Regions from separate parts of the Homo sapiens genome. Here regions 2, 3, 4, 5 and 6 are each linked to region 1. A link is a contact called in ENCODE Hi-C or POLR2A ChIA-PET data. All regions are on one chromosome and are shown on one strand. The core of a region is the stretch at or near the end of the contact, and the rest is flanking DNA. Distances in the headings are between cores, read along the strand shown. Region 1 overlaps JMJD1C (jumonji domain containing 1C). Region 2 overlaps ARID5B (AT-rich interaction domain 5B). Region 3 overlaps ARID5B (AT-rich interaction domain 5B). Region 4 overlaps ARID5B (AT-rich interaction domain 5B). Region 5 overlaps ARID5B (AT-rich interaction domain 5B). Region 6 overlaps ARID5B (AT-rich interaction domain 5B).

Region 1 (2,718 bases), core at 156-2,655:
GCAGTGAACCAAGAACGTGCCACTGCATTCCAGCCTGGGTGAAAGAGTGAGACTCCATCACGGAAAAAAAAAAAAAAAAAAATACACATACACACACACACACACACACACACACACACACACACACACACACACACAATTCTGTGAGCTTTACTTATACCTGAAAAAATTAACTGGTAATTTCAACAATCTTAAAAAATATTTAGCTTAATACTTTTGATGAGTTTCTTCACATAATTAAAAGCTAATAGTCAACTGGAAAATGTTTTCCTAATTAAATGTATTTGTATTTAAATTGCAATAATGGAGAACTGAAATTTATATATAAAATCATTCAATTACTGACAATCTAAAAAAATTTCCCCTTTAAAAAAAGAACTATTATGCTAAACTGATAGGTATACATAAACACTAATCTCATTTAATTATATTAATTTACCCAATTCTTAACGTTTAGCATTGAAGACAATTTATACTAATATTTAACCAATTATTTTCTAATAATGATTATTTAGAATGTCAGATACTTTATTTTGTTTACTTCTGTATTCCTTGCAACAGAACACTGCCTGGCTCATAGTAGGTTCTCAGTATATATTGTTAATTGAATTAATAAATCGTTTATCCTATAAGCAAAATCAACTGACTGCATTCATTGGGTTTTTCACACAACTAGAAGTTAGATGAAATGATATTTAAAGAATATTGTTTAAAGAATGTCTGAATATCAATAAAGTTTAATTAACCTTTAATTTTAAAAAGTAATCTAAAATTTCTTACCTGGTAGGGCTGAAAGGCACTATCTTCAGTTAAAAAATCCAGTTGCTTATCTACAAGGAATTCTACTGCAGTGACTGAACTGGGTATATTTCTTTCAACCAGAGGTTTGAAAGTCTGCCAAGAAAAAAAAAATTTCTAATGATAATTTTCTGGGTAGTATCCTGAAATTATGAAGGAACACACACCAATACAATGTATCAATGTCATTATCACTACAGAGTCTTAGGGTACCTAATATTAATTTTCATATTATAAACTAATGCTTTTATCTACACCATAAGGTATCTGTGTTTATTTAAAAGAAACAAACTAGATCTACATGTGATATGGGCATATTTGAGTATACTAAGTCCCAACTGTTTACTTTTAAAAAGGGATGTAATAAAATATGCATGTGTGTAAAAATGTCTGCTTAAAAAGAGAAATTGCTTTTGAAACAGTAAACTGGGTTGTAGAGCTATTTACCCCCACCTTTTTTTTTTAACTGTATTATTTCTTATTAAAGAGAGTAGTTATTATTTCAATGTACACTTTTTGTCTAGCTCATTCACATTAAGCAGGATTTTAAATGATCAGGAAGTATCTGGTCTTTTAACTCCACCCCTTGCACTCCCACCCCCGCCCCTGCACCAAGCACAGATAAAAATCCCGCAGCTTCGGTGAGAGAAGCATGGAGGAAGGGAGTAGAGAGAGTCCGGTAAGAAGTACTACACAAAACTCTACTTTGCAGTCAAGTCCAAATCTCCACTACTTCTTTTAAAAAAAGTCAATCCAAGGTCATTTGATTCCTTTAAGAAGATACCTTTAACATATGAGATTTAACTCGTATCTTGGGTGGGGATGACAGGGACAGAGCCAGGGTAGGAAGAGGAAGGAAACAGGGATACAATGTATAAATTTCTTTATGACTATCACACTCACTTTCAAAGTAGATGAAGATTAAATAAAATACAAGTGTCTTATATTCATGGTACTGTTCTAAAAACTTGAAAATGAAAACAAAATTCCACCATTTTAAAAACACAGCTGCTTTACTATAAAAAAATTTTTTAACTGGAAAAAAGTTCGGAAAACAGAATTAATAATCAACTCAATTTCTAAGTTACCTATATCACATGGAGAAATCTTTCTAGCTACAGGGTAATTTGTGTTAATATTTCCACACAAAACAAAGATTTTGGCATAGACAGTACAAATTACCAGGCATTTCAAAATCATTGTGTTTCCCCTTTCTCTTATTCTGTCTTAAAAAATATATAACATTTTGTTAATAACAATAAACATACTCCAGGGAAAAACTTCAAGATGTTTGGTTTGGAGTGGCTTTTAAGGAGTTAATTTCTATATTTAAGAAATTCCTAAGAGGAATTTCAGGTTGACTCACTGCAATCTGTAACAATGTTTCAAAGTTAAAAATTTAATATTAAATTTAAGCAAGTCTTATTTCTATGCTATCTACATCATGAAGTTACAAATAATATTTTCTTAATTAAAAAACAGGAAAAACTCTCTTATATTCTCACTTATTTTCGATATTTAAGATCAGAAAATCTAGTCACAGTAATATCCTCTCTCCCATATCCTAGGCTAACCTTTTAAGCACTCTATTATTTATCAAAATTACTATTATTTGGGTGAGAAATCACATTTTCAAAATAGAAAATCCTCACATTATTTAGCTATTTCCTTCTACTGTTATCATTTAACACTTTTCAATTACATAAAATCCTATAGGATTTCATAAAATCCTATTTATTATTTTACTTAAGTGACAAAAAGTTTGTAAGAAATTCAAGAGCATTTATTGTATTTAGGCTTTAAAAGTGTCCACCACTACGTGACCAATTGACATGAAATATGTAACATAAACAGGGATATTCGGCTGATCCCTACTGTAAAAAATGTTTTTTCATATTATATCTCTGTCAGTTTAGTTTT
Region 2 (2,718 bases), core at 109-2,608, 1.3 Mb before region 1:
AGTAACATTTTAGATATGGCAGCCTGATTGTCACCTGCACATTTAGAGACAATTATTAGACTAGTGGTTTTCCTTCTAAAGCCAAAGAGTTTTTTGATAATCTTCCTATATATACTGTTACACCCCCCAGTTTTGTGAACACACAATAACTAGTCTTATGACTTGCGGTAATGCTGAATAATACATCTGTTGTGTTACTTTCCTAATGTATGATCTAAGTTGTATTACCATTGTCTTATGTTTTCCTTAACATTAAAACCTTTCTTTTGTTTGTTTAATTTTGTGTGTGTGTGTTATGGAATATACTGTTACTAATAAAAAATTAAACAGGAAACCCACAGGGGACAAAAGGATGTGTAGATGGTTAAGCTTGATGTCACACATATAAACAAGAGTATTTATAGCAAGGTTTATGTTTAAAATTGTGTTTAAAATGGATAATTTATTAATGAACAGGAAAATAAGTCTAATTTCTTAATTCCACCCAAAGAAATAAAAGGTTGATCCTCTTGGATTCTAAAAAAAAAGAAGGTCCATATTCTACCTTTTTGCAGTTGATTCCAGAAGAAATTGGTTTATAGTGAATATTCACAGTACTTGCAGGTGGTTTGGCCTGGAAAATCTAGATGAGTGGTTTTTAAATTTAGTTGCTTATTAGACTCAAGAAAGAAATTTAAAAAACAATACTGATTACTGAGACCAGCTTTTCTAGATTCTTCATTCAGTAGGAGTAAGGAAAGGCCAATGAATGTGTATTGATAAAAAGGTTCCTGGCCGGGTGCGGTGGCTCACGCCTGTAATCCCAGCACTTTGGGAGGCCGAGGCAGGTGGATCACCTGAGGTCAGGAGTTCAAGACCAGCCTGGCCAACATGGTGAAACCCCATCTCTACTAAAAATAGAAAAATTAGTCACGTGTGGTGGCAGGGGCCTGTAATCTCAGCTACTTGGGAGGCTGAGGCAAGAGAATTGCTGGAACCTGGGAGGCAGAGGTTGCAGTGAGCCGAAATCATCACACCTTTGCACTCCAGCCTGGGCGACAACAGCGAGGCTCTGTCTCAAAAACAAAACAAAACAAAACAAAAAAGGCTTTTAGGTTGAGTCTGATTTTGTTTGTTTGTTTTGGTCTCATTTTGGAGACAGCTTTATGATTAGTGCTGAAGAAGGGAAAATGATCAACAGGAGAGTTGATTGGGAGGCTCTCTCCTGGGGCACAAGAAACACCATGTACTTAAAAAATTTTTAATGTAAAATACCCCTTTAAGGATAGAATTTAGGGCCTTGAAATTCTACTCAGTTGCTATGAACTGTGGGGAATTTGAGACAAATAGCTTTTGTAATTGGAATGCACACTGTGTTGTAATAATGTGGAAAGAGAAACAAAAACTTTCCTTAATGTAATGAGTTTCCATTATCTGCCTAATCTAAGGTTTGTAAGTCTACATTGTCAGGATTTATATTGAGGAGATAGGGGGTGTCATTTTCTGTACACATTCCTGTCCCCACAACTTTCTCTTCAGCCTCTTCTATAACATCAAAATATTTGTTGTCTGTACTTTTCTTTCTCCGCAGTGGTTTTCTTATCTCCTTTTCTGTTGGTCACACTGAAACCACCTCCAATACCACATTGTTAATGGAAATTCACACACTTATTAGGTTTTTCCTTCTGTAGAACCCTTCCAACTCCTCATTGTTCTTACCAAAGAAAGAAGATGAACTGTGAGATTATTTGAGGCCCCCCCCCTTTTTTTCTGGTGGAAGTAAGCAAAGAACGGAAAGATCTCACCTTTCTATGGATAAAGTAAAACTCCAACATGTTATCGTTTTTTAACTGAGTTATTTCATAATGTTGAAACATGAATAATAACAAAATAATTAGATTGGTTCTTAGAGAAGGGATTTTAAAATATAAAAGCTCATTAAAGCACTTTTCTTGCTTAGTGTTTAGGTAGAATAAGTTCGCTTTAATTCCAGTTTGTGTCACTTCCTGTCTCTCTCTGAATAGTAAAAAAAAAAAACAAGAATGTTCTCACAAATGTGTGTCTGCCAACAAATTAATACTCCACAAAGAGAAACTCTGCCCCACATGGCAGCTTCCAATAAATGCTCTGATTCAAATCACAACTCTTTCATTTTTTTTTTATCCCCTTCCCCCTTGAGGGAGCACATTTAGACAATATTTGAGGATGTCATCTTTCTGCTTTTTAAAACTCTCTAGAGTTTTCATTTAAGACTCTTAATGGTTGATGACTAAAACTACAGATCTGGATAGTGGAAAAACTAATAATCTTAAAAAACACTTCTGAAATGTGGTAAAGTGCATTCATTCTCTTCCCTCCTCTTTGTCCTTTTCAAAGAAAGAAAGTTCAATATGAAACCAATGCAAATTATGACTTTACTCAGTGAGATATTTTACCTTCTTTCAGACTGTTTCATACTGAAGTTTATAAAAAAAAAAGAAAAATAACTATGTTAAAATAGGAGGGTTAAGGAATGTATTATTCATAAGCATAATGAACACAAGAACCTGTTTTTCCAGAAGAATTGGGTTGATTAAATCATTCACCACACAAGCCTCTAGTTATTTATTTTTGTCTTTAGAATTACAGTACTTAGCTTTTATAATAAAGTGGACTTGATACCCATATTTGGTATGGCAGTTGAAAGTAGTCAAATGAAGAATTATTTCATTTTACAAAATTTTTAGTAAGTAAGGAATA
Region 3 (2,718 bases), core at 69-2,568, 1.3 Mb before region 1:
AATGTGTAGGAAGGAAGGGCATGACTGTCTTATTTCATATATTTTTCTTTTATATTTTCAAATTATAAATTTTGACAACAGGAGACAATAGGTAATATTCATTCTCTACTGTCTGGACAGCATGGAAATACTACGTACAGTAATGTCTTCAGTAGTTACTTTCTCTTTAGAAAGCTCCAAGGAAGCTCACAACAGTAGGAAGTCCTACTGAAACTCCTTTTGGTAAAGTGGAGCACGTTTTGTAATGGAAACACATTTTCTATGGCTTAATTTTTATATATAGGGTTTTCATAAAATGAGACTTGCCTAAGGATTCTTTTGGAAGCCTTTTGCCTCTTTTAACAGCAATGTGTTTATTATAGGAATCAGTCTCCTGCTCACTTATAAAATATTCTAAATATTCACTTATAAATATTCTAAATATTTATAAGATTATGAGTTTTGTCTTTTAAGTAGGGAGTTCTGCATATTGTTTTTGGCCAAAATGTAGCCTGCCTCCTTGAGCATGAGTTGAAGCCCAAGATGAGAAGCCCTTTTTTTTCCCCTCTGACCAAGATCTCATCTGCCATTTACTAGATTAGGCTACTTGAAGGGAAGGAAATGAGGGCCCCCTTCTTTTAATCCAGGACATTGTTAGGTATATCATAGGTGCTCCGTAGGTATGTTGGATGAATGGATGGATGATTAGACCTTAAATCTTGTACTTGGCAGCAACATAATGTAGTGGTAAGGGACTAAAAGTCTGGCAGACATAGACTAGCACTCTGGATCCCCAATCTCTAGCTTTATGCCCTTCGGCAAGTTGTAGAGTATCAGTTTTCTCATCTGTAAAATGGGTATAATAAATCTATCTGATAGGGATACTGTAGGATTTAATAACATATAGAATCCCAGGTGCTTATGGACATTTTTCTGGTGCCATAAAGCACTTGATACATGGTAGCATTATTAAACTCTTAAGCCTTAAATCAGGATATCCTAGACTTTAGTCATTTATAAAGCAACTTTATAGTTCTTGCCATACCAATAACACTGTTTTATTATTTACTTAATTTTTCTTTAAATTAATTGCTTTTTAATTTAAAGAACTTTAAGTAGGAAATTTTATATCATCACTGTAAATGGAAAACCTGTATCACTTGCTATAATTAATGGTGAAGGTAAATATATAATCCTTAAAATAAAAAATATGTTTATCCATGTACCACCTAACATTGACTTGGGTACCGCTAGTGTATACCACAGTTAAGTCATTTCCTTTGAGGCTTTTCTCTTGGGCAACAGCCTAACCTAGGTTATCGATAGCTTTGAGACCTTCTGAGACCATGCAAGCCTCGTGTCAACAACAAGCTAGAAAGGGTTGGAACCGGTTGCGCTGAATTAATCTATAGGCTCAGAAGTGTAACTGCCACACAGATGTGAAGTCTGAAAATAACCCACCGTGCACCTGCCCTTTTCGCGTGTCAGTTACAGTGTTAACTGAGCACCAGAGGATGAAATGCTGTAGGAACAGTAAAGGCATGAATCTTACCTTCCAGATGCTCAGACTCTTATCAGTGGTTTGATACCTAGCCCCTTGATTGGGCTTGGGGACCTCAGTGTCTCAATTCTGGGCAATTTCTTTCTTTCTTTCTTTCTTTTTTTTCTGAGATGGAGTTTCACTCTTGTTGCTCAAGCTGGAGTGCAATGGTGCAATCTCGGCTCACTGCAACCTCTGCCTCCCCGGTTCAAGTGATTCTCCTGCCTCAGCCTCCCAAGTAGCTGGGATTACAGGCACTCACCACCACACCTGAATAATTTTTTGTATTTTTAGTAGAAACAGGGTTTCACCGTGTTAGCCAGGCTGGTGTCAAACTCCTGACCTCAGGTGATCCGCCAGCCTAGGCCTCCCAAAGTGCTGGGATTACAGGCGTGAGCCATCGCACCCGGCCTTCTCGGCAATTTCTGAATACAGATCTTAGCAGGGTGAGGGAAACGGTAATTGTTATTACTACCAACTGGCCCCAAACAGTTATTGCATAACGTTGCACAACTGAGTCCTGGGTAAAATGAGCTTCTTCAGAAATTGCCTCGCCAAAGGTGATTTGCCAAGGTTGAATCCTTCGGATTGTCTGCATTGGAACAACCCCCTTGCCCAAGCACTGAGCTTAAGCTAGATAAAAGGAAATAAACACTGCTTTAAAAGGGAGTGCACTTTAGCAGCACACAAAAAACAAAGGTGAAGGCTCACATCTGTGTTGCATTGCATAATTGATAAAAGCTGAAGCACCATTAGAAACAGCCTCATCATCCATACTCCTCTCCTAATCATTTAAATATGTACAGCATGTTTTAGGATGCTTGTTAATGACTCTACGGGCACGTTGGTAGTCAGAACATTACATGTGGGTTTGAGAAATAGGCCTGGATCATTTGCCAGACAATCTAATTCTGACAGTGTAGTGAAGGCCATCTTCAATTTGACTGTGCTCCACTCTGTTATGCTGTGAAAGAAAAAGATAATTCAGCTGAGCATTCTGCCGTTGGCTAGAAACACCGCAGTTCTGAATACAAATATTATGCAGGTAAATGAATCATTAAAAGAATAGAGGCATAAAATATCTGACAGATGAACTCCTAAAGTTTGGACTAGAATAAATTTTCCCATATATGAGCAGTACCTTCATCCATCGACTAACAGTGTTAGTTATCCGTTAAGTCACCAAAAAGCATTTATGG
Region 4 (2,718 bases), core at 131-2,630, 1.3 Mb before region 1:
ACTCCCTTCTTTCTCAAGGAACTAGTGTTCCTTGGCATACTTTGGAAAACAGCTTGCAAAGCAATAATCAGACAAGTACCTACGGGGCGTTCACTGTGTGCTACATTAGCCTGACTACTTTGCATCTTTTAACTACTGTTAAAGACCCCCCAGGAAGTCACTGTTCTTAAGTCCATTTTACAGTTTGGGAACCCAAGGCTTAACAAAAGGAACCAAAGGAAGACTATAGAGATGGGGTTAGGGTGAAAAGAACCATGAAGACATCTGGGCACTAGTAAGAAGCAAGAGGAAGACATAGTGCTACCTGGTGAAAGCTGCCGTCAGGGTGGAGCTGTGGCCTTGGCCAGAGCTGCCAGGCCAAAGCAGAGATGGGGCAGAGAAGAAATATGACAACTTCTCACTCTTTCCCACATGCGATCTGTTAGGTGTCTCCCATTGGCTGAACAAGCAGAAGCCAGCCAGCCCATGAGGGAGCCCAATGATACAACATTCAGGGGTCACAGAGCAAGGAAGAAAGAATGGGTAATAGATCCGGGAGTAGGATGAGAACAGAGGGACAGTGAATAACCAGAAAAAGAACCAACATTAATTAAAAATCTATCATGTGCTTCGCTTGTTTCCAGGGTGTTAGGAATTCAGACATGCTACAGACCTAGCTCCTGCCCTTCAAAGAACCCATATTCTGGAAAGGAGAGTCCAGCTTGAACAAGTAAATGCAGCCAAGTGTTACAGAGTAACTGTATCTTAGAAATTAAGCTGATATTCGTGATCCAAAATAGCAGATTTCTGGCAGCAAGACTATATTCTCTAGATCAAGGGTCAGCAGAGCCAGATAGTAAATATTTTAGATTTGTGCACCATAAGGTCTCTGAGGCAAATGCACCACTCTATAATCACACAACTGTGCCGTCGTAGTGTAAAAGCAGCCAAAGACAATATGTAAATGAATGTGCATGACTATGTTGTAATAAAACTTTATTTACAAAAACAGGTGTTGGGCTGAATTTGGCCCATAGTTTGCCAACCCTTTCAAACAGAAATAACCTTAAAGAAATATCTGAGAGATACCCAGAAACAGGGATCTGTAGCACTGGTAACTCATGGTATGAAACCACAGAACTATCACTGGAATTAATATAGTAGTCACGAGCAATTTGTTTATTGTCTTTTATGAGAAAAGAGAGGTAGGTTTGGATGTTAGAGATTGGGGAAAAGGGGATATTTGCTGTGGAAATGATTTTCAGCAGATGGTAGGTACTTTGGGAAAGGTGGCTAAACTAGAGCCATCCTCCTCCTGTCTTACATCAGCTTACTCAGTACTAACCCTGTACAAAAAGGAAGTAAAACAGAGCACATCTGTATCATCAGCTTTCAATGATGTTCTTCCATGGTGCACTGTGACAGCACATTAGAAGGTGCCGGAGTTTTTATATGACTGCTTTGCCGTGAGATTAAATAGTGGTTTCAGTTTCCAGTAGGTTTCATAAGTATCTCTTTCAGCTGTTAAATTACTTTTAGTAATGTGCACACTAGAAAAAGAAAGAAAGAAATATCCATTCTGAACAACTGGGTGTCATGACAGAAAACAGAGCAGATGGTTTTGTGGACATGGCACCAAGTGAACCTGTAGCTGGTTACAGCAGAAGGATATGTTTAACCCAGAGGAGAGGGCTCTCACCAGGTCTTAACAGTTGAAGCTTTTAAGAGATTATTATTTTACTTTGAATTGATTTTTGTTATTCACCAGAAACCAAAGGTGGCAAGCGAGAATCTCTACTAAAATAACTATACTTGCTAACTTTGGGTCTTTGTTGGGGCTTTGGGGTATCAGAACAATGAAATAACAGGCACTGTGAGGCTTTTCCTCCTGTTCTGTTCTCCTCTCCTAGCTATATTTCAGAACATCTTATCTCAAGATAGTTGGCCAAAAGGAACCTGTACACAGAACAACCTCATTTTTCCCAAGTGCCTCTTCGGACCCAGGACACAATGATTTTAAAATTTCTTTTCAGGCAGACGCTCTAAAGAGAGCTATGCTGTTCAATAAGGTAGCCACTAGCCACCTGTGACAACTAAGCCCTTGCAATGTGTCTTGTCCACTTCAAGAGATGCTATAAATGTAAAATACACACTATATTTTGAGAGCTTACTATGAAAAAATAATGTAAATATGTCACTAGTAATCTTTTTTTTTCTTTTACTTTTTTTTTTTTTTTTTGAGTCTTGCACTGTCGCCCAGGCTGGAGTGCAATGGTGCAATCTCGGCTCACCGCAACCTCTGCCTCCTGGGTTTAAGTGATTCTCCTGCCTCAGCCTCCCAAGTAGCTGGGACTACAGGCATGTGCCACCATGCCTGGCTAATTTTTTGTATTTTTAGTAGAGACGGGGTTTCGCTGTATTAGCCAGGATGGTCTCGATCTCCTGATCTCAAGATCCGCCCACCTCAGCCTCCCAAAGTGCTGGGATTACAGGCGTGAGCCACCGTGTGCGGCCAGTAATCACTTCTATTGATCACATGTTAAAATAATATTTTGGATATACTGGGTTAGATAAAATAGCTTACTAAAGTTAATTTCACCTGTTTTCTGTTTACATTTTCAATGTGTTAATTACAAGTTGGCTCACATTGTGTTTCTATTGAATAATGCTGCTCTAAAAGATTTTTGAAAAAAATAATCCATGTATTCCTTTGCCCAGTTTTAAGTGGACATCTACATT
Region 5 (2,718 bases), core at 140-2,639, 1.3 Mb before region 1:
GTCATTTGCTATTAAAAATCATTCCACATCGCTTATTCCAGAAATACTTGTTTGTTTGTCCCTCTGCATGGAATGTATATCCCCAGATATCACAGATCTGGCTCTTTCCCAGATCATTTGGGCCTTGGCTCAAATATCTCCTCCCCAGGGAAGTCTTCTCTGACCATCCCTCTTCCACAAGCCCAGCTCTATCCCATCACCCAGTGTGTCATTATCTTTCTGTAACTCATCATTATCTGAAATTAACTCCTATATTTGTTTCTTTACATGTTTACAGTCTGTCCCGCCCCCTCCACCCACCTCCCCCGCCCCACAACACACACACACACACACACACACACACACACACACACTGCCACATAAGCTCTTTGTAAATGTATATAGGGATTTTCTGTCTTATTCACAGCCATGTGTGCAGGCAACAGAGCAGTACCCAGCACATAGTAGCTGTAGTAAATATTGGTTACATGAATGGATGGATACGTTTATAGCGTATGTCAGTATCATTGCTATCCCCTGTTTCACAGATAAGGACACTGAAGCACAGCAACATTTCATGGCCAGCAATTGGCAAAATCAGCATACGTGCTCAGTGTCCGTGCTCTTTGCACCTTTACATTAGGCTGCCTCTCAGCCCAGACCCTGCTCAGAAAGAGCTCTCAGACTTCCTGAGATCAGGCTGATGGAAAACAGATAACTGATCGCTAGCTTTCTAGATGATGAATGTACAGTAGATTTTGTAGGATTTAAATAGAGAGATTGGCGTGTTGGGAAGTGGTTAGGAAAGGAATAATCACAAGCATTCAAAATCTGAAACCCACTGGACTGGAATCAAGAAACCCTGGTGCCAGCCACCAATACCCTTCATCTCTGTTATGCCAGCCTCCTTGCCTCAGCCCTTGCTGTCCTTTGGTCTGTTTTTAACACCCCAGCCAGAGCGGCCATTTCTCTGCTCAGACCTCCGGTGGCTTCCCATCTCATCACAGAAACAGAAATGAGGATAGGGCTCTTTAAGAGTGCAAACTATTTAGAAGTTGAAGGGGGCAGATAGTGAACTGCTCTGTGTTCTCATGGACTCTGTGAGACATGGGGTTTCCATGCTGACAGGACTTTCATTATACACCTCTCCGTGATTTTCTGCTTAGAATGCATTGGCTTTCCCAACTTGGCATTATTCTTTAATGAAAAAATTATAGGTCTAATTTCAAAAAAATGAAATGTATGCAAGCTTTCCTGCTTCTGTCACTTTTTTATTTCTGTAGCACATAAATCATTTCCCTTTTTAAAATTAAATTTCGCTTGCCATGATTTGGTAATGGGTTTTCAAAGGAGGCAGAGTAGCCAAGCTCTTGGCACAAGAGCCAGCTGTACTGCCTGCTCAGGAAATCTTCTCATTGCTGGCTGGCGTGGGCCTTGATTCCATCATCTGGGCTTTATGTTCCCTTAGGAAGTTGCCTAGAAATTCTGTGTCTTAAAAGCTCTCCTTAGAGTGGCTGTTTTGGCTCTCCAGGTGCCATCTTGGAGGACTAAGGAACACACTGTGTTCAGCAGAAGAAGATTGGTGCATTCTAATGCTCCTTGAGTGCTTATACATTCATTCCTTGGGCACCAACTATGTTTAAGGCAGAACTCCAGGCATTGTTAGGATGCTAGTGTCTGCTCTCTAGACAACTGAAAAATCAAGTTGTCTGAGATAGGACATGGAGCAAGAGGCCATTACAAATGTTCTTTGTAATCCTCTTAAAAATCTTGCATTTTACCCATGAGCGACCTCAGAGAGGTTAAACAGCTTCTGAAGGGTCACAGACCTGGCATGTTGCTGAAGTAGGGGTTAGCAAAGCAAAACCCCACACACCCCCAGGTCTACTGACCCCAAGGGGCATGCTTTTCTGCTACAAATGCAAGAAGCCTAGAGCTAAGAGTCAGGAGTTATTTTGAAGTTTAAAGGAGAGGATATCTGCCAAAGCTTTGTCCATGGGAAAGTTTGCCATATAACAGACACTACGAGGCAGTTGGCTAAGGGCAAAGTGAGGAGGTCAAACCGTAGGTGCCACCGGAGTTAAAAGATCCATAAAAGAGAGCCCTAATGTCAGAGGAAGCCTCTTAGAGGAAATGGATCTTCAACTGGACCTTGAAGGACACAAAAAGGAGGAAGTTATTTCAGGTGAGGAGGTGGAAAATACTCTGGACTTTGAAGCTCAAAGAGATTGTTTCCTCTGCCATTTTTAGCTTTCTGCACAGACAAAAAGCAGCCTCCACAAGCAAAAACTCTTTTTCTTTTCCTAGAAGATGTTATATTCCCCCGAGGGAGTGAGTACTTGTGAGTCCTCTCACAGACCCCCATCATGGTTAGAACCCAGGGGAAGTTTCTTGGAAGAAAAATCAACTTGTTTCTTATTAAATTGGATCCTTCCCTTGGGCCTATGAGAAAGAAAAGGAGAGAGGCACCAATTTTGCAGCAGTGGTAAAGGAGTGAGGTGCCTGCTTGGTTTCCTGGCTGCTTAATGGGCTGCTTCTAGGCTAAAAGAGTCACTTCAGAATAATCATCTTTAACATTTTGCTTCTTGTCCCTTATGTGTTACTCAGTACTTTTTCAAAGATGTTTTTCCCCCTCTGCCTGTTATTAAAGTTAATGGCTTCAGTTGCATTTCTCTTCGCTAGACTCTAAGCTCCTTGAGGGGGTAAGAATCAACATGTTTGTTGAAATGATACGAAAAC
Region 6 (2,718 bases), core at 143-2,642, 1.2 Mb before region 1:
AGTCTAGGCTCACTGCAGCCTCAAACTGCTGAACTCAAATAATCATCTCACCTCAGCCTCCCAACTAGCTAGGACTACAGGCACATGCCACCACACCCAACTAATTTTCGTAGAAACAGGGGTCTCATTACATTGCCCAAGCTGGTCTCAAGTTCCCGGTCAAGCAATATTCCCACCTCCCAAAGTGCTGGGATTACAGTCATGAGCCACCACCAGGGCTTCATCTTTTTAATGCCTTTATCTGAGAAAAAATAATTACTCTGAAGAGGAAACTGTCAGAACAATTGCCAAATAATGAAACTTTTGCAGTATTGTGTTTCCATATCTATTGTTCAAAATTCATCATCAGAGTTAGAACGTCGCGCAGGATCAAGTTGTGCTTGTCAATGGCCCAGTGTGTTTATATCTCATACAATGCAATTGCTTCTCAGGCATTTCTGTTGGGTGTGGAAGACTGATTTTGGGAAAACAGAATGAAAATAAACTTGAATATTTCCTAAATTCGTATGTGATCAGTGTTTTGTGAATTTGTAGAAAGATTCAAACAATTGAATAGAAATTTAATACCAATGGTCACTATATGAAATATAACTGTGGATTTGAAATAAAAATTTCAGGGACTTATTTATGAATTTTTAAATATTGGCTTTAAGTTAAAGCCAAAATGAGGTCTGAGAGCTTCTAGTTTTCTTTTGTTCCCCCACATATTTGAAAACTGAAATTCTGTAAGAGATTATCTGTGAAATGCCTTTCTTTCATTACACCCATAAATTTTAGGAGTGGCTTTGATCAAGCCTTCTGCCATTCTTGGTTTCTAAGTCTTTTACTCATACGTTAATAACTTTAAAAACATTCGTTCTATTTTTGTTGTAATGAAAGAGGAAGTTTCCAAATAGTTAAAAGGGAAACATTGAAAATAGAACACAGTAAATGATAACTAAATTAGGGTAGGTTACTCCTCCCCCCCGAAAGAGCAATGCTCCATGCTGAAACTTGCCAGGGTATTTTTTTTTTTTTTTTTTAGACGAAGTCTTGCTCTGTTGCCTGCCCAGGCTGGAGTGCAGTGGTGCGATCTTGGCTCACCACAACCACCGCCTCCCGGGTTCAAGAGATTCTCCTGCCTCAGCCTCCCGAGTAGCTGGGACTACAGGTGCACACCACCATGCCTGGCTAATTTTTGTATTTTTGGTAGAGACAGGGTTTCACTATGTTAACCAGGCTGGTCTCGAACTCCTGACCACGTGATCCACCCGCCTCAGCCTCCCAAAGTGCCCAGCCAGTATTTTAAGATTATTGTCTGAAAAGAAAATGTGCCAGAGAATTGATATCCTCAGAGGAAAAGCATTACAGAAATGCAGGGTATTATCAGTAACGCATACTATACATAGAACAATGTTTGTCTTCCCTAATACTGTGATCAGTGGAGTTTTGTTTTCTGGCTCGTGTTTAAAAGACACACGCAACTTGCAAATCGAATGAGTTAACGCTCCGCCGACTTCTCTAGACATTGACCTCGGGGGTCAAACTCTTAGGAAAATTGTGCTGGTTTTCCATTCCCCTGATTCCAGTCCCTACCAACAAGTAAATCCTATCTCTGAGTGGAAGCTCACAAAGAATTTCTCGAGAGAATATGTAGCTGTGTTGGCAACAAGTCTCTCTGCAAAATGGGAAGGAAGAGTTGTTAACTGATGAGTCAATCCAGCTTTTATAGCAGTTTATCTATCTTCGTGGTATTTCCAAGAGCATAAATGCTATTAAAAAAAAGAGACGGTCATGACAGGAAGAACACAGTAGAAAAAAACAGGAACATTTAAGCCAAAAGCAATTTACTTTGCCAGTAACTGGTTACATTTCCCTTTGTTTTATTATTATTATTGCAAGAGTTGGGGTTGACATAAAAGTTTCCCACACCTGCACTGCCCTGCCATGTAACTTGTGTGAACCCGTAGTGAAATAAATATATAAACAAATTGTCTGCAACTCAGCTTCTAGACCCTTTAAGAAAAACAAACTTGTTTTGCTATATTGTTGAGAAAATAGACTATAATTCATTAATATTTGAAGGAGTTTAAAAAGAAAAAACAAACATGGGTTAGCTGTCAGAGTAGCCTGGAGCTCTGGAGGTAGCTTGATTCTCTGAGGATTAACACCTATAGAAATAGCAGTGACTTCACAAAGGTGAATAGTTGTTAATTTCTTGGCACTGAGTAAGAGGAACAGATGGGCAGTCAGAGGGGAAAGATTTTTTTTTTAAACCACAGAGATCTTTCACTGATTAGGCAGAAGAGTCAGTGGCCCACTGGTTAAGGAGGGTAATATGTAGGGCTCTCTGACTAAGTTTTATTGGCCTTAGTGGGAGTCTTGCCACCTACTGCTGGGTCAAGACTAAAGGGGACCCCACTCGCTGTCAATTCTGTCGGACAGTGTTTCCTGTCTGGGGTGGGCTGCAGCACCCTCGTGCTATGTAGTACTTGAGTGTTTTCATTTGCGGAGAGCTCCCTGGTGACTGCCAGCCCAAGTTAGTATGAATACTTCATTTTGAGGCAATGTGTGTGTGTCTGTGTGTGTGTGTGTGTGTGTGTGTCTGTGTGTGTGTCTGTTAGAGATAAGTTGCTTAAAGCAGGGGCTCTGGATAAAGTCCAGTTGCCTGTGTTGAAATCCTTCTGCTGCCAGTAACCATTTGTATGGTCTGAGACAAGTAATTTCATCTCTGTCTCA

Evidence for each region. A loop is a pair of places that touch in the nucleus more often than their neighbours do. ChIA-PET counts read pairs that join two places held with the same protein, here RNA polymerase II (POLR2A). Pooled maps may share reads with other maps.
Region 2: a map with no recorded cell type shows a loop between it and region 1 (5-fold over the local background). The contact joins two enhancer-like sites. A Hi-C loop is called at or near these places in 1 of 37 single-sample maps with no recorded cell type and 6 of 50 pooled maps. POLR2A ChIA-PET finds 5 or more read pairs at or near these places in 1 of 52 experiments (OCI-LY7).
Region 3: a loop to region 1 is called in a map of OCI-LY7, with 12 times the contacts of the local background. The contact joins two enhancer-like sites. A Hi-C loop is called at or near these places in 1 of 168 maps with a recorded cell type or tissue (OCI-LY7), 3 of 37 single-sample maps with no recorded cell type and 4 of 50 pooled maps. POLR2A ChIA-PET finds 5 or more read pairs at or near these places in 1 of 52 experiments (OCI-LY7).
Region 4: a map of naive thymus-derived CD4-positive, alpha-beta T cell shows a loop between it and region 1 (8-fold over the local background). The contact joins two enhancer-like sites. A Hi-C loop is called at or near these places in 1 of 168 maps with a recorded cell type or tissue (naive thymus-derived CD4-positive, alpha-beta T cell) and 11 of 50 pooled maps. POLR2A ChIA-PET finds 5 or more read pairs at or near these places in 1 of 52 experiments (OCI-LY7).
Region 5: a map with no recorded cell type shows a loop between it and region 1 (3-fold over the local background). The contact joins two enhancer-like sites. A Hi-C loop is called at or near these places in 1 of 168 maps with a recorded cell type or tissue (naive thymus-derived CD4-positive, alpha-beta T cell), 1 of 37 single-sample maps with no recorded cell type and 9 of 50 pooled maps. POLR2A ChIA-PET finds 5 or more read pairs at or near these places in 1 of 52 experiments (OCI-LY7).
Region 6: a loop to region 1 is called in a map of OCI-LY7, with 8 times the contacts of the local background. The contact joins two enhancer-like sites. A Hi-C loop is called at or near these places in 4 of 168 maps with a recorded cell type or tissue (OCI-LY7, gastrocnemius medialis, naive thymus-derived CD4-positive, alpha-beta T cell and 1 more), 3 of 37 single-sample maps with no recorded cell type and 15 of 50 pooled maps. POLR2A ChIA-PET finds 5 or more read pairs at or near these places in 4 of 52 experiments (activated CD4-positive, alpha-beta memory T cell and activated naive CD4-positive, alpha-beta T cell).

The regions. Positions count from the first base shown.
Region 1 is chr10:63,263,871-63,266,588 of GRCh38, forward strand. It overlaps JMJD1C (jumonji domain containing 1C), which reads right to left. Exons shown (of 26, transcript NM_032776.3): 3 at 781-894. Among named protein-coding and RNA genes, the nearest start is that of MIR1296, 110 kb to the right of the region's middle. Within about 2 kb of position 1,406, at least 24 of the 41 ENCODE cell types and tissues checked have a DNase peak (open chromatin) inside an H3K27ac peak, as active enhancers do; they include OCI-LY7, where a contact is called at or near this core.
Region 2 is chr10:61,941,738-61,944,455 of GRCh38, forward strand. The region is part of intron 3 of ARID5B (AT-rich interaction domain 5B); the gene reads left to right. Among named protein-coding and RNA genes, the nearest start is that of ARID5B, 41 kb to the left of the region's middle. Within about 2 kb of position 1,359, at least 13 of the 41 ENCODE cell types and tissues checked have a DNase peak (open chromatin) inside an H3K27ac peak, as active enhancers do; they include OCI-LY7, where a contact is called at or near this core.
Region 3 is chr10:61,960,118-61,962,835 of GRCh38, forward strand. All of the region lies in intron 3 of ARID5B (AT-rich interaction domain 5B), which reads left to right. Among named protein-coding and RNA genes, the nearest start is that of ARID5B, 60 kb to the left of the region's middle. Within about 2 kb of position 1,319, at least 4 of the 41 ENCODE cell types and tissues checked have a DNase peak (open chromatin) inside an H3K27ac peak, as active enhancers do; they include OCI-LY7, where a contact is called at or near this core.
Region 4 is chr10:61,986,736-61,989,453 of GRCh38, forward strand. All of the region lies in intron 3 of ARID5B (AT-rich interaction domain 5B), which reads left to right. Among named protein-coding and RNA genes, the nearest start is that of ARID5B, 86 kb to the left of the region's middle. RefSeq lists enhancers at 1-188, 188-327, 1,428-1,677. Within about 2 kb of position 1,381, at least 7 of the 41 ENCODE cell types and tissues checked have a DNase peak (open chromatin) inside an H3K27ac peak, as active enhancers do; they include OCI-LY7, where a contact is called at or near this core.
Region 5 is chr10:62,007,747-62,010,464 of GRCh38, forward strand. All of the region lies in intron 4 of ARID5B (AT-rich interaction domain 5B), which reads left to right. Among named protein-coding and RNA genes, the nearest start is that of ARID5B, 110 kb to the left of the region's middle. Within about 2 kb of position 1,390, at least 2 of the 41 ENCODE cell types and tissues checked have a DNase peak (open chromatin) inside an H3K27ac peak, as active enhancers do; they include OCI-LY7, where a contact is called at or near this core.
Region 6 is chr10:62,044,444-62,047,161 of GRCh38, forward strand. All of the region lies in intron 4 of ARID5B (AT-rich interaction domain 5B), which reads left to right. Among named protein-coding and RNA genes, the nearest start is that of ARID5B, 140 kb to the left of the region's middle. RefSeq lists enhancers at 1,986-2,035, 2,166-2,305. Within about 2 kb of position 1,393, at least 10 of the 41 ENCODE cell types and tissues checked have a DNase peak (open chromatin) inside an H3K27ac peak, as active enhancers do; they include OCI-LY7, where a contact is called at or near this core.